2 separate regions of the Homo sapiens genome follow, and region 2 is linked to region 1. A link is an interaction called in ENCODE POLR2A ChIA-PET data of the cell type or tissue named here. Cell type or tissue: B cell. All regions are shown on one strand. Links, peaks and the distances in the headings refer to the core of each region. The heading gives the core; the rest is flanking DNA. Region 1 has its middle 79 kb from the start of LINC01108. Region 2 overlaps LOC105374945 (a long non-coding RNA gene).

The links. Peaks named below come from ENCODE experiments on the same cell type or tissue, not always from the same donor. Only the 100,000 strongest peaks of a DNase experiment are listed, where the experiment ranks them.
Region 2: POLR2A ChIA-PET joins it to region 1 with 10 read pairs; 2 of 35 experiments call an interaction of 5 or more read pairs at or near these places.

Annotation. Positions count from the first base shown.
Region 1 is chr6:14,205,344-14,208,262 of GRCh38, reverse strand. No RefSeq gene overlaps it. Among named protein-coding and RNA genes, the nearest start is that of LINC01108, 79 kb to the left of the region's middle. In B cell, for the core only: no CTCF peak of the experiment used is centred there; no DNase peak of the experiment used is centred there; H3K27ac peaks cover 271 bases.
Region 2 is chr6:14,901,740-14,904,658 of GRCh38, reverse strand. All of the region lies in intron 2 of LOC105374945 (a long non-coding RNA gene), which reads left to right. Among named protein-coding and RNA genes, the nearest start is that of JARID2-DT, 340 kb to the left of the region's middle. In B cell, for the core only: no CTCF peak of the experiment used is centred there; a DNase peak (open chromatin) is centred at 1,248; H3K27ac peaks cover 1,033 bases.

The DNA.
Region 1 (2,919 bases), core at 134-2,633:
GGAATCTTATTAACCTACCTAAATCCAGAAAATTAAGAGGTTGGGTGACTTAGTAATCACAGTCATGCACATGAGCATTGCGGGAGCCTGTGCCCTCATGGCCTTCCTTAAATAATTCAATTCCAACTCAGCCTACAGGCTGACTTGCTTTATCAACCTTTCTTCAATATATATATCCTCACCCCAGAGGGAATGAAGGGTGAGAAGACAAATTAGGTTGTAAGTGACACCACCAGGACATCAAAATAGAAATATCAACTCAATCATTGTTATGTTTGCACAGATGGTTCAAGCCCACAGCACGCCTTGACCCCAGCTCACCACGCAGGAGGCACATCTCCATTAAGACAGGGTTCATGCAATATACACGTTCATAAGGGCAAACTACAAAATCTTAAAAACCCCAGAGTTTGGAGAATGTTTAAAGGAAACAGTCTGGGTTAAGGACCCAGGACCTGGGGTTCAACCAAAAGGAATGACCCCACAAAGGACAAACAGTATGATTCATTGCCTCTGAGTGTGCACATCCTGGGAAAAGGCAACTTTAGGGGTGGACACAAGAACAACAGCTCTGGTCATGGCTGTGACTTGGTTATAAGTTAACTTTATGGGTCACTGAGTGTCTGGAAACAAACTATAAAAAGAAGAAAGGGTGGCCCAGGCAGCTTTCTGTTGGAAATGGCTGTGACCAGTTGCTTCTGGAAGGGAGATGTATTGACTGCAATAAAACTTGATAGGCTCAGCACTTGTCTGTTAAGGCTAGAATCGGAAGTCAACTTTGGACCTGAGTAATTGGTATAAATTTGTGTATAAGGGCAAGACAGAAGGGATTTTATTCCAAGTGGTCAACAATATGGTGTCCAGCTGCTGCATATGATCTGCCTTCTCTCTGACCTCTAATCCCACGAGACTATCTGCATCATCTGGGGTAATCCTAATATCCAAGCAAGTGGATACACTTTCACTGTCACCACACTGGCTTTTGTTTTTTCCTTTAATCTTTGCTGTTCTTAGGAATAGCAGAACATTTAAGGTAAAAATAAATAAATACATCATAGAGACTTGCTATTCTTAACTATGTCTGTTCTTGGGAAAACAAATTGTACACAATGTTAACTTCTAGTCAATCATCCTCTTTAACTTTAGTGTCATTCGGTTAGCCGACAATTATTAAGCACACACTTGCACATATCCAGTGTCATAGAGTCCAAAGTTGTAGGCAATAAATATAAAACAAGATTATGCCAGAAATGCTTCAAAAAATACACATCATGTTTTATACTTAATTATTTTTCAAGCTTGGTGGCGGGAAGTTCGGGGTGGGGGTGGTGCATTGTAAGTTGTACTCAAAGTATGATGTAGAAAAGCCTTGAGCTGAGTTTCAGAGGCCAAGAAGCTCATTTTAAATATCATTATCTATAGCTGTGTGGCAGCTGAACAGAACATCACATTTCTGAGGCCCAGTTTTTTCATCTGAAAGACAAACGAGGTCGAACTGGGTCATAGTCCATATCACAAAGCTTAACAATAATAGTAGCCAATATTTTTTGAGACAAGCACTTTGCTTTATCAGTTACTCCTCATAAGAACCCTATGATGTATGCATTACTATTTCCCCCATTTTTCAGATAAGGAAACTGGGTTTTGAAACTTAACCAAGGTCACACAGTGAGTAAGTGGCAAATCTGACATTTAAACCTAGTCTTTCCCAGCTCCCAAGTTGCGCCCAACTGTTTCACAATACTGAACTGCCTGAGAGTTTATCTAGGAAGAAGATAAGATTTTTTTTACTTATTCAGGTTTTCACCTTGACTCCCTTAGAGCTGCAAATAGAAGTCATCCCTCCATTGGCTAGCACAATGGGATCTTCAGAGACTCTCTCATACGTGGATGCTGAAGGAAAAGAAGGTGGAAATGGCTACCTGGGGAGAAAGGAGGTAGCTTCAGGGAACACTGTGCCCACTCCTATAAGGTCTGAGTAGGAGACTAGACTTTTGCTTAGTGACTGTGCCCCAGAATTCTAGATCTACAAGGAAATGGGCACCCAGAAATGACAGGTAGGAGGGATAAGGGGAAACCAATGATGCCTGGCCAAGACCTTTCTGTCACTTCTTCTCATAGACCCCTTAGACCAAGCCTGGCTTCTGAATTTCCCACAGCTGTTGAATCAACACAGGGCCAGGTATGTACCTGAGTATAGATAGGAAATAGCAGCTGAACCCTGCTGAGGAAGCTGGGGTGTCCAGAACAGTGGATGACGTGGCCCGATTTGATTTCTGGTCCCCCACACCTGAAGTCACTGCTGCTGCATGGATGCCTGCAGAGTGCTCACGAGCTCCAACAGACAAAACGCTATGTAGGGCTTACATGCTGAGTGACCAGAGACTCGGAGCCTCTGGAATGAAAGGATCCCATTAATGCAAATAGGATCTAAAGATAGTATCTCCATAGATACTCTGTAGTCCATAGTCCCAAAGGAATGTTTTGGCTTCCACAAAAAAAATAGCACTTTATACGGAGAGGGACAATGTGGAGCCAAAGACAGATTACACAGAGTCCCTGCTCTTGGAAAAACTCAGTATCTCTTGGGGTACACCAGGGCACCCCTTTGGGACTGCTTGGGTTAGTCTAGTTATCCCAAGACAAGAAAAAAAGTACATGAGAGATATGTGTGACTGTTTTATAAAAATACACACGTTATTGACATATACTTAATGGATTAAATAGAAAATAATCAGTTGAGGAATGACAACTTCAAGAAATTTCACATTTTGTCTTGAAAATACTGGAGGTGTTGGCTGGGCGTGGTGGCTCATGGCTCTAATCCCAGCACTTTGGGAGGCCGAGGCGGGTGGATCACCTGAGGTCAGGAGTTTGAGACCAGCCTGGCCAACATGGTGAAACCCTGTCTCTATGAAA
Region 2 (2,919 bases), core at 262-2,761, 700 kb before region 1:
TTTTCACCATTTCACCATGTTAGCCAGGCTGGTCTCGAACTCCAGACCTCAGGTGATCCACCCACCTTGGCCTTCCAAAGTACTGGGATTACAGGTGTGAGCCACCACACCTGGCCTATACCTTTTACCTTTGCTGATTTAAATCTGCGTCCTTTCTCTGGAGTGAATGGTAACTTTTACTCCATCTTTTTTGAGTTCTCTGAGTCCCTGCAGCAAATCATTGAATCTGAGGGTAGTTGTGGGGACCCCAACACAGACATGGATATATAAAGTGCTTTGCTCAGTGCCTGGAAGAGTCTGTCTGGCTCTGCCTTTGCCTGACTTCTGATCCTTGGCTTGTCCATCCTTTCTAGCCCCATAATCCCAATTGTGACCCTTTGGACCCACTGACTATCTTTGCTCGTTCTGTTTCCTCTAAGAATTGTTCTCTGGAAACTTCATTTTAAAGAATAAAATATCTAACCTCAGTCGGTTGGTTGAGGGCAGCTCTCCTCAAAGCTTCGGCCTGTGTAGGCCTAATAATCTGTGGCTGTGCCAGTTTTTAACTTTTGATTCGTGTCTATGTCTTCCCTCCTGCGCTAGGTTACAATTTATGTAAAGTGGATAGTGCCACTTCTTTCCTTGTCATCCACAGTGCCTGGTGCCTGAGAGGACAATGTGGCCTAATGGGAAAGACCTGAGTTTTAGAGTCAGCATAAGCCTGCCTTGAATTCAGCTCAGCTATGTACCTGCCACATCAGTCTGGGCAAGTTGCTACACCTCTCTGAGCTTCAGTTTCCACATTTGCAACACGGGCCTCACATTTCCTATTTCACAGGGCTGCCAGGGGTTTTGATGGTATCCTGGCCAGCTCAGACCTAAGACGTGGCTATGCCAGCATTTAGAGTTAGGTGGCCCACTTATGGGGGTTGTGTGCTTTGCATAGATAAAACCTCTCTAACAGGCATGAAATATTGGACGAGAACACGAACTCTGCCCTCAACCAGGGTTCAGGAGTGAACAGACATGGCTAATGGGCTTCAGGGCAGGACAAGAGATAAAAGCAGGTTACAGGTAGGGACAAGTAATCACTGTTGCTAAGCTTAGTTGAAACCTTAACCATATGCCAGACTCTGTTCTAAGCAATTAACATGTAATATACTCTCAATCTTTCCAATCCCTATAAAGAAGGCCTTTTTCTTTTGAATTAGGAAACTTAGACACAGAGAATTTAACGAACTTACCCACAGCCAGGAAGTGGCAGAGCGAGGACTGAGGGGGCAGTGATCCAGAGCCATGCTCCTAACCATAATACCATATGGCCCTCATTGAACTAACTGCCTGCCAGAGTGCTAACACATCCCAGGCAGGAGAAGCGTGATGAAAACAGAGTTCTTTATTACTGGAAATATAATAAACTCTCCTGGGGAAGACTTTCTCAGCGAGTTGGGCAGTAAAACTGAAGTTACAGTAGCATGAGAGGTGCCTCACCCTCACCCAACCCTTGTATCAAAAGAGCTGGGCCCCTGAGATAAAAAGGGCTTCTCTAGCCTGGTGTGGTGGCTCACACCTGTAATCCCAGCACTTTGGGAGGCTGAGATGGGCGGATCACGAGGTCAGGAGATCGAGACCATCCTGGCTTACACAGTGAAACCCCATCTCTACTAAAAATACAAAAAAAAAAAAAAAAAAAAAAATTAGCCAGGCGTGGTGGCAGGCACCTGTAGTCCCAGCTACTTGGGAGGCTGAGGCAGGAGAATGGTGTGAACCTGGGAGGTGGAGCTTGCAGTGAGCCGAGATCGCGCCACCACACTCCAGCCTGGGCAACAGAGCGAGACTCCGTCTCAAAAAAAAAAAAAAAACAAAGGGCTTCTCCGTATCGGATGGAGAGAGATAAGTCCAGGAGATAAGCAGCATGGAACGTGAGGCTTCCAGAAAGCAGCAGCAGCAGAGATGGCACAGGATACCAGGACCGCTGTGTCATAGGTAAATAGGTCCCCCAAATGCAGTGTTGGCCCTGCAATGAAAGCTCTGTAGGTTCTGACACTGGTGGGCCTGGAGAAGAACTCAGGATAGCAGCAGCCAAGCACTGCAGCCCGGACATTGGGATAGCACATCTCCTATATTCATTTTAAGACTTCTGTATTGGAGTATGAGAAAGAACAGGAAAACTCACAAGCCCTAAGTGTCCAGTTCAATAAACATTTATAAACTGAACCTAATCCCTGACCAGGGTTAAGTATCAAAATGTGACCAGCACCCCAGAAGTACTACTTTTGCCTCCTCCCTGTCATTCCTCCCCAAGGTCGCCCCTATCTTGACATCTAAAAAGCCTTGGGTACATTTTACCAGATTTTGCTCTTTATATAAGTGGAATCATTCCTGTACTTTACTTCTTTTGCAAATATGGCTGTGGGTAGGTGTCATTCATTCACTCTCATTGCAGCATGGGATTCCATTGAGTAAATATCCCACAACATTTTCATACATTCTATTGCTGATGAGCATTGCAAGTAGTTTCCAGTTTGGGCTCCCTCCGCTTTTGAGGAATCAAAGAAAGACACAAGAGGAGAAGGATTGAGAACCTCACATTGGTGGAACTATGAACAAATTCTTACCATAATGGCCTTAGGAAGCACAACATGAGATTCTCAGAGATGTCTGGAGAGGAGGACTACTGGAAAGCAGAGGCAAGGATCTGGAGGACTGAAAAGGGAGGGGTTGGCTCAAAATTTGCCTTTATTATTATTTAATTTAATTTAAAGTTCCAGGGTATATGTGCAGGATGTGCAGGTTTAATACTTAGGTATTAAGCCCAGCATGCATTAACTATTTATCTTGAAGCTTTCCCTCCCCTAGCTCCTCACCCACAGGCCCCAGTGTGTGTTGTTCCCCTCCCTGTGTCCCTGTGCTCTGATTGTTCAGCTCCCGCTTATAACT